Linked DNA regions of Homo sapiens: region 1 is linked to region 2. Evidence: read pairs that join two places in POLR2A ChIA-PET (ENCODE). Cell type or tissue: PC-9. All regions are shown on one strand.

Region 1 (5,000 bases), 220 kb before region 2:
GATCTAGAATTTTTGTTACCACATCTCCTTCCCTAAGAACATAGTCAGTTAGTCTGGGCTTTTCAAACTATTTCATATTGACCAAGGGCTTAGAGATAGAGGGTAAAGAGGTTCCTGGTTGACAGGTTTCACTGAGGCTGCAACCCTGGGGCATTACAGGGTTACATATTGCAGCTCTCTGCCTTACTGGGGGTCTCTGATCCTGGGCCTTGTTTTTGCATAGGGACTTTCTCCAGCCACACTGGTGCACACGTCTTAACTCTAGAGGTAGATTCTGTCCCATTTGCTCAGAGATGTGATATTTTGGCTTCAAACCACCACCCTATATGTTTTCTTTTGTCACCTTCTTTACTTTCTTTGAGTCTTCTCTGGGTGAGAAAAGTAGATGTTCTTTATCCCCAAGTTTCCTGCCCAGTGTCAGGCTTCAGGAAATGCAATGTTCTTCCCTTTCCATTTCCGTCCTACCTTCACTTGAGCTTACTGTGGACCTTTGGTGCTGACAGCTTTGTCTAAAGATCAGGCTCACTTGTTTATCTTTCCAACCTTGCCCCAGGATCTCTGGCAAGATGGCAGCTGCCCTGTCGTCCAGTAGCCATGTGGTCTCTTGCTTTTTACACAGACTCTATTCCCGTTACTCATTTCAAAGGGAGACTCAGCTTCCTGTTCAAAAGCTCTCCATCCTACCTTCTTGGGGATTTTTGTCTTTTAGCAAATACTGACTATTCTCCTCTGATTGATAACCATAGACCTGCCTAACTGAGTAATGCACTCCCAGTTCTCATTTACCTGTTTCAGGGGAGGACCCCACTTCCCCACCCCAAATGTGAAGTTAGCATGCAATTTCAGTTCTCACCAGTGAGACTTTGCAACAGCATCAAATGTGATATTCAGACTTCAGGAAAACTGAAATGCAGTTAAATATTCCACCAAACAGGGGGGTGATGTTTCACAGAAATACCATACACAGCATCAAGTTTCTCATTCTGCCTTCTTTTGAGGCATTAGTCATTTTGAGAAAATGCCTGTTTGTCATAGTCTTGTCTTGCAGAATGGAAATTTTCTTCCAAGGCAGAATACTGTGTGCTCTGATATTTAACCTATAATTAGTGTATCCTCTGGAGGATTTTCTCCCCTTGATTTAGAGGCCTCTTTGTCAGTCAGCCTTCTGTTTGACGATGATAGCAACCACAGGGCAGCACAGTGAATCACACGGCAGGGAAATGCTTGCTCAGATCCAAAATGTTTAGATCTTCTGTAGCAATGGGAACACATAACAATTCAAGTAGCAGGCCTGCAAGAAAATAGCAGGAAGTATAAAAGACAGAATATTTATAAAGAAATGAGAAGAGTCATAAATCCTGAGTTTTGATCTAGTTTTGCCCCAATGTATGGAATACATTGCTCACCCTCATGCTTTTCTTACCCAGTTTACTAGTATTTTTAGTTTTTGCCTTTTCAGCTGCTCTATATCAAGTGTTTTATTCATTGGTAAACAACAGTCAGAGGCTCTTGACAAATAGCTCCCCCTTGCAGGCATCCGGTTTTTTGGTTATGAAATGGCAGTTTACAGGCACAGAGTAGCTGTGTCACGACAGCATTATTGTCTTGGAGCAGAGAGTGCACAGACACCACCAGCTTGAGAGCCCGACCTTGTTTCTTGCTAAGAAATGTCCCGTTTTTGCCTGTTTTTGGCAGAAGCCAGACTGGGAGATTGCTGCAAATGGCTGCAACAACCTGTGTTTAATGTGGTGACACTAATAGATTCTGAGAATTAATCTTCAGCCAAGAAAGCATGATGGAAGGTACTAGAATTTCAAATTAGATAGTGGATTGATTTCCTTCAAGGCTGAAATTTGCTTCCTTTATCTTCTGGTGGACTTTTCTATCATATTCAAAACCACCCATCATGGCCTTATTTCCAGAGTCTCTTGCATATATCTCATGGTATAAATAAATTGTTATTCTGTTGTTTTGTCTGTTAGCACAGAGAAAGCATATCTAAATCCTAATTTTTTAAAAAAGATTAAAAAATCCAGGAATGAATGAAAGAAAGAATTACTTATGATTTGGGGAAAAGTAGTGTATCTAAATCTAGTCCTTGCTACTTGTTTTCTAGAATAAAGGACTCTGGAAAGAACTGAGCTCAGGAAAATATCTCCCCAGGTTGAAACACTGTCTTTTGCAGAAACAATAGCCCTCCAGAGTGTCTGAGATGTGGCAATTATTAAGAGTTCTTACAGTGTCCCCTCAGTCCACTGAGTTGAGGACTCTGGTGTCCATTCTAAAATCATGCGACTAATTGCTTACAACAGAACTTCCAAGGATATCATTTGTGGGGCCCAAACAAACAAACAAAAAGGTCTCTGTGGCTAAGTAAGCTTGGAAACGTGGGCTCAAATAGAATTAAACTTTTTTTTAACCCTAGCTCTTGTAAGAACCTTTAATAGGCTTGTGTGCATTACAAAACTCCAAACTTACTTGGTTTAGAGAATCACCAATGTTTTCCAAACTCTTTTGACTAGGAAACTAGCTTCTTTTTTTGATGGAATGCTTTATGTGTCTAGTGCTTCCCCTAATTCACCTCATGTTGGCTGGCCCCCAATCCCATACAGAGTTTAACATTTTATGCATCCTTTTGTAAAAACTGCTCAGTCCCTGGCTGGGGGAAGATAGTCTTCTTTTGGAATTTGCAATTCCTGGTTTAATAAGCAATACCTGAAATGAATACGTTTCTTAGAACTCCTTTAGTTCTACTTGTTTGTTCTCCAAATCAGGTTAAAGGATTCTATCTTGCTTTATAAAAGGACATGGAGGCTATCAGGAGTTTTAGGAATCCCAGCTGTCAGTTTCATCTTCATCCACTAAATCTCTGCTGACCAGGGATAGAAATGACAAGCCGACAAACTTAAACAGTAAGAATTCTGGGCACCAAACTACAAAGTCTTAAGCAACAACAATTATACCTTAGTTAAAGTTGGTAAAGGGACTAAAGGCAGTAACTGTTGTTAGGCATTCAAAAGAAGCAGCTTAGGAGGTGAAGGTCAGTGTTCTGGTGGCCTCCTGACTTACTGGCTTTGCAGCTTGTCTAGTCTGCTTCTTGCATTGCCGGTCTGGCTCCCCAGTATGACTTCTGCCTTTACTCCCCCAGTTTAGTTCAATTTAGTTCCAAAACTTCCCCCAAGACTTACCTAGCTCAATTCTTACCAGCTCCAGGAAGTCTTCCCTGACTACAGTTCTTCCCTCTGGCCGCGAAGTATTGTTTCGTACGTTGTACCTTTGTCATTTTTAACAACACGGAACAAAGCAGGAAGGGTCCTCCTGTGGGAGTTGAGGAATTGACCTCATCATTGCCAGGACTTGATCCCATTTCCTCACCTCTTAAAAGAGGGGCTAGAATCGAAAATCTCAGTCCCTGTGGCTCTGAAACCCTATGCTTTTGTGCTATTATTTCTTATCCTAAAGATAGAAGCAAACATATGGCTTTTGCTGTTTCTTGTGCTTCTCTTGTCCTTCTGTCTTTCCAATTAGATTGTAGATCCTTGAGGAAAAGGGTCATAGCTTTTAATTAATTTATGTATTGTGGCTAGTTCTAGTGCTGAGTAATAAATGTTTGCTGAGTAAACGATATGATGCTATGCCCTCATATCCAGTAACGCAGGACTTTCTATCTGCTCTTAAGGCATAACTTTCCTCTATTTATCTGTAAAATAATAGTTCCATTTCAGACTGGCTCTTTGCTCCCCATGAGAAAAAAATATAGAGAGGAGTATTTTAGAATAAAGCTATACCTTCAAGTTCTTCATGCCCTTTCCCTAAAAATCCTCCAATGCAGTTGGAGAGTCACAACTCTGCTTAGCCTTCTTCCTCTTTACACTCAGGTTCAGTTGTGCTGATCCTGTGGTATGATGGTATATGGTAGACACACCCGACAGCAATAATTTAACTTGAGCATACCCTGAGGATGATCCTGTATGGCAGTTGCACCTGAATATGTGTTTGGAGTTCAGAGCGTGCCCAACCCAGAGATAAATTCCTTGTCTGTGAGGAACATCTGAGCTCTGGGCCCTTCCTGTGGAACATCAGCATACAGGGGAGTGAGGCTCTTTGTTTTGCGTTAAATGAAGGTTGCCAGGTGGAGGTTGTTAGGAGGAGGGAGTGAAGTGAAAATGCTATATAAACTGCATGCTTTTTGCATGCAGTGGTGGTTCTTCTGTCCAGCACATGGCTACTGCATCATCCCTGTATGTAAGTTTCTCCTAATAAAACCCTATATCTCATTTGTTGGCTCTGGGTCTCTCCTTCAGCCTCTTGAACTTGGTGCCATCCCTACTGAAGTTAATAGGGGTTTATCACGCAGACATTCAACCCACTTCAGTCTTTCTTTCTTACTTGGAGAACTAAGAAAGCACTTTTTTTTGTTTGTTTTTTGTTTTTGTTTTTTTGAGACAGGGTCTCACTCTGTTGCCAGACTGGAGTGTAGTGGTGGGATCATAGCTCACTGCAATCTCAAACTCCTGGGCTCAAGTGATCCTCCTGCCTCAGCCTCCCAAGTAGCTGGGACTACAGGTGTGCTCTGCTAATTTTTAAATTATTTTTAGTAGAGATGAGGTCTCACTATGTTGCTCAGGCTTCTCTTGAACTCCTGGGCTCAAGAAATCCTCCTATCTGGGCTCCCAAAGTGTTGGGATTATGGGCATGAGCCACCACGCCTGGCCAACAGATCTTCTTGATCATTGCTTCCAGAAAGTAGAATGCCTACTATCTTCATTTTTTGGATCTTCAAGAAATAACAGATTTACTCGTTAGTTTCTTCTTTGTCTAATTCTCTGACTTCATTATTCATTCATTTCTTTTATTCCTCCATAATCTAGAGAGGGACCCTCTCTAACATATCAAATGATCTTGCGACCGTGTTGGAAGCCTTGCTTCTCCAGTGGATGCTAACATTGTGAAACAAGCTATACCACCTTTAATTGTGGTCCCTAGACTCCAGTGGAGGC
Region 2 (5,000 bases):
ACAGGACAATAAAGGCTTCGTGGCAAATGTGCGTGGGGTGGAGTCAAGCTTTAGGGAAGCAGCACTGTTTGCAGGGAAGATGACCTCACTGCCCTCCTCTTCAGTTCTGGTATCATTTTTGGGTGAGCTGAATCCAACCATACATCCCTGGTGAGGGGTGCTCTAAATGGCTGCCAAGATGGCCCCTCCAGTGGGCAGCACTGATTGACAGGTGCTCAGCAAGGCCTTGTTCTCCAAAGCAGGAAGAAATCCCGTTTCCTTCAGTGGCTTGCTTTTTCTTCCACCTTCCTTTCTGCCACTTTGCCACCCTAGCCTTCCTCTACTTCTTTCTTCCTCTCTCAACTTTTTATTAAAAAAAGAAAGAAAAATCCCAGCAGGAGTTGTTGCTCCTAGTTCCCCTGGAAAAGCGAAATAAGTACTCAGCAACAGGCATTAAATATTCAGGCCTTTTGTTAAGAAAAAAATCGTCATTGTGGTTTTTCTTTCTTGAGGCCCAGGGGAGAGAAACAATGGGATTTTCTCTCTCCCTCTTCCACAGAATTCCCTCCTGAGCTTATTCTCTGGAGGTCAACAGATCCTTTTCAGCCACAGCTCACTTCAAAGGATATAAAAGCAGTAGCTTGGCTAGGAGACACAACCCCTTTGCCACAAAAACTAGCCTTGGACTCTCTGGCTGCTCCTGACAGCTCCCCCTGCCCTGGAGTGCTGCCACACTGCAGAGTCTACCCGCCCCACCGCCTGACACCCCGCACACCCCCCACTGCAGCCCCTCCACCCCCTCCCCCTTGACTGAGCTCTGATGATTATTTGAGTGTATTTATGTGTGTAACTACCCCTTGTCTCCCTTACCAGACTGATAGATTTTTTAGAGCAGGGATAAAGTCTAGCTCAATATAATCCACATCTGATCCCTACCTAGGGTTGATCACAGAGAAAGTGCTCAGGGAGAGATCTCAGCCTGCCTCACCTGCTGACATGAGGCAGAGGCTCTCAGTGGTTCAGTCCTTTCTCGCTGAGCCTTGCCTGCAGGCCTCGAAGAACATGGCATCATTTCTAAATTTGCCTCCACCGTTCCCTTGGCCACATCAAAATCTCTAGAAGAAATGGGAGTGACAGGTCAAGGCTACGAGCTTGGTTTTTTTTGAATTTTTATTTTACTTAGGGCCACTGGTCTGTATTCATATATAAACCCAAGTCTTTGCTCTTAGGGCTCCACTTCTATAATAATTGCATTTCTCTGTGGAAAAATTAAGATGGATACTAGGATTGTCTATGCATAGTAAATAACAACAGCAAATATTTCTTGAGCACTTTATTCTGTGCATGGAACTGGGTTAAGTGTTTTTCACACAATATTGTATTTAATCCTGACAATATCTTTTTAAGTAGGCTAGTATCTAAAATATCTAGTATCTAAAAGGTACTCTTCCTTGATGAGCAAACAGTTTGAGAGAAGTTTAGCTCCTTGCCCAAGGTCACACAGCTGGCAAATAGTACATTGTGACTTCAGACTCAGTCTCACGGTAAGGAAAAAATCTTTTCCATCTTGAAGATGTGATTTTCCATATGTAACAGTAAACTTAAAAAAAATTAAACCTCAGAAAGCAAGCTAACTTACAAAAGACCTTTTTTGTTTTCAAGATAACCTGGCAAAGAGCTGTATATTTCTCCTCTCCTGTCCCTGTCTTGTTCTCTTTCCTTCTGTCTATAGTTACATTTACACAATGCCAAACTAGTGGATCAAAACAAAAATATAGTGACACCCAGATGTAGAGAATGTCTTATGTGCATGCCACCAGGCTTTTGGCCAATTAAATGAATCTGAATTTTTTATTTGATTTTAAACTTTTCATCCAGGATTGTGGTCCCCCTATGGGGCTCTAATTCTGTGGTGTATCTCCCTCCAACAAACTTGGAAAAAGTTATGAAATTGAAGAGGGTGAGGTGTGGGTATTTATATCAAAGCTATGGATAAAGTTTTTTAATTTTTTTTTTCTTTTTAAGAGTAAAACAGGGTCTGTACACCCATCACCATTTTTATAAAGTATTTATTTACCAATTAGTCCACACTATCAACTGGTTGATTTAATGATCTCTCACATGAGTTATGCATAACTTTTATTACTTGAGCCTGTGGAGATGAAGGGCAGATATAAATTAATGTGGAAAATGTATTGCTTGTCATTCCTTTAAGAAAATACAGTTCTCTTCAACTATCTTTGCTGTTCATGTTTTTTCCCCCATTAAGTGTTTCTTGGATTTTAGGTAAAGAATTGCATAAGTGCCAGAGAATACTCATAGGGATTAGGTGTTGGATTGGACCTTTCGCACTTGTTAACGTGATTAATAAGACCTTTTATTGATCTGTAACTTGATTCTTAATAGCTACATTATTTCAAAGGGAGAAGGCAATAAGCTTAAGTTAAAAGGCAACTTAGAATTTCCAACATTGCCATCAGCCACACAAGCTGCTAATGAGTTATTTTTAGGCTGTCTGCCTTTGATTCTAACCCATAGGAGAAAAATTGAAATAAATTTTCAGTAGACAGTAGGTAGTTACTCTAGAAATCTGGGATGCTTTTAAGAGGTCAGCTGAACTGAGAACCTTTCCACCTTTGTGTTATCAGCTCGTGAAATGCAGGTTCATGCTATTGACTGTTATTCCTCTCATGCAGCAGTTCTCAACCTTGGCTACACATTGAAATCACCAGAGGAGCTTTAAAGAATATTGATCTGCTGGAGTCCCACCTCCAGAGATTCTGATGTAATTGTTCTGGGGTGTGGCCTGGCCATTGGGATTATTTTAAAGTTCTCCAGATGACTCTAATGTGCAGCCAAGGTTGAAAATTACTGCTCTAGGGGCATGCACAAAAAGGAAAGCTGATAAATAAGTCTTACACATAAATTCCAGCATGTCCTCAGGTTTCTACTAGCCTAAATAATGCATCCCAGGTGAGTAATGTAGTACTCATAGTAATTCTTTGTGTCCTGAGCCAAGAAGAGTTTCAGGAGTCACTTGAGCATGTCTTCATTTTATGCAGTTGGGGAGGACCCAAAAAAAGTATCAGTTCTTATACCCAACTCCCCTCTGAAAGCTTCAGACAGAAAAAAAAAGCAACATGGATGTGCTACCTGCTCACCTCCACCTCCCGCCTGCATTGTAGAGCCTTGAGCTCTTGCAGAACCATCCTCAATTTTTTACACCTTTTTGTAGTTTTTCAGGAGTGGACACACTAGGCACAGGTACTTTCTTGGCCTGGCCCCCTTGTGAGATCTGTGAGATGATCAGCTAGCATTAGGGGTACCGTTTGTGGGCAGTACAACAGTCCAAGTGATCAGGACACCTATAGCTCTGGCCTTACCAGCAACAGGCTCTGAACAAGCAATAAGTAAGGAAATCGAGTCACAGTTCTTGGAGTTGGAAACCACTTCAAGAAATCACACAGTGGCCAGGCGTGGTGGCTCACGCCTGTAATCCCAGCACTTTAGGAGGCTGAGGCGGGTGGATCACTTGAGGCCAGGAGTTCGAGACTGACCTGGCTAACATGGCGAAACCCTGTCTCTACTAAAAATATTAAGATAAAAGTTTGCCGGGCATGGTGGCGCGTGCCTGTAGTCCCAGCTACTTGGGAGGCTGAGGCAGGCCAGGGGGAGGTTGCATTCCAGCCTGGGCCACAGAGGAGACTTTGTCTCAAAACAAAACAAAAAACAAACAAACAAACAAAAATCACACAAGTGTTTGTTCAGGGAAAGAAGGTTTTATTGTCCTCAGTTAGGAAGCAGCACCTTTGGCGGAGTGAATTTACTAAGCAGTGGAGTGAAAACTGGAAACTAGAATGCAGATCTTTTTCTAGTAAACACTATATTATAATCCAAAAGTATATCTCTAGATTCCTTTGTGTTTGGTCTTTGACTTTGTGGGATGTAGCCATTTGTTTTGGTTGCCTTAGCCCTGTGACCTAAAGTTCACAGGTCCAATCATTTTGCAGTTCCTCTGCACTAGACTCAACAGAAACATAAGGCTCAGAGCAGTAATTTTCACAGCAGCCTGGACCTCACCAACGTGATTTATGTGTTTTTACTTGGAGAATATACTTTAATGCTGAGATTTTTCTGATTATCTTTTTGTGTGCACCCGCTCACCACATGGGCTCTTAATTTAGAAAATATTTAGCAATTACATGTGGAGTTGATACTTTACATAAAAGCAAAAATGGTGCCTGTTATGTATGTTACTAAAAATTTTGATGTCTTTTATTTTTCTGGCAACAGAGATACATGACCCAAAGAAATGGCTCATTATTTTTCATTTTCTGTGAGATGAAAAGTTCTTAATTTAAAAGTGGATCTGCCCCTGGAATAAAGGTCACATGGTAGAAGTTTTCGTTTTAGTGGTCCTGAAGCCTTTGCCAGGCACCAGAGATACTGCTGTGTACTCATAAATTTTAATTACTGATGGCTGGGAGCCAAATCTAAGTTTGATTTGAACTAATTCTAAAATTTTGTGAAATTAATTTTGATGTCAAAATCAGATATCTTGGCAGCCTTTTAGAACATAATTCTTCCAGAACTTCTACTTTGACAATTGATTATCCAAATATTTAAGAGTTTGTATAAACAACACTCAACTAAAAGCTTTGGAACTCAATTCGTATGGATTTTCTCCTTTTAATGAATGAATATGTTGGTTTTCTCTCTTGCCAAGTCTACCCAATGCCAACAAAGCAAGAATTTCAGCATTTTTGCTGAAGGGTCACTTTGTGATAAGAGAAAAATTACATAAACATCTGTGCTACCAGTTGTGTAAAAGTGTAGCACATACACATGTATATTACATAATTTTAGATAATGATAATACTGACTTATGTATTTACTATACTGTACTTTTTATTATTATGCCTTCTACTTATAAAACAATGTGTGCTGTAAGACAGTATGCCATGTTATGCCAGCAGCAGCCTCATACATCTTGTGTTTACCACATCTCTTGATTGCATCAT

The links. ChIA-PET counts read pairs that join two places held together with the same protein. Peaks named below come from ENCODE experiments on the same cell type or tissue, not always from the same donor. Only the 100,000 strongest peaks of a DNase experiment are listed, where the experiment ranks them.
Region 1: POLR2A ChIA-PET joins it to region 2 with 6 read pairs; 2 of 35 experiments call an interaction of 5 or more read pairs at or near these places.

The regions. Positions count from the first base shown.
Region 1 is chr2:170,361,878-170,366,877 of GRCh38, forward strand. The region is part of intron 8 of MYO3B (myosin IIIB); the gene reads left to right. Among named protein-coding and RNA genes, the nearest start is that of MYO3B-AS1, 13 kb to the left of the region's middle. RefSeq lists an enhancer at 1,022-1,316. In PC-9, no CTCF peak of the experiment used is centred here; no DNase peak of the experiment used is centred here.
Region 2 is chr2:170,582,323-170,587,322 of GRCh38, forward strand. The region is part of intron 32 of MYO3B (myosin IIIB); the gene reads left to right. Among named protein-coding and RNA genes, the nearest start is that of LINC01124, 130 kb to the right of the region's middle. In PC-9, no CTCF peak of the experiment used is centred here; a DNase peak (open chromatin) is centred at 2,919.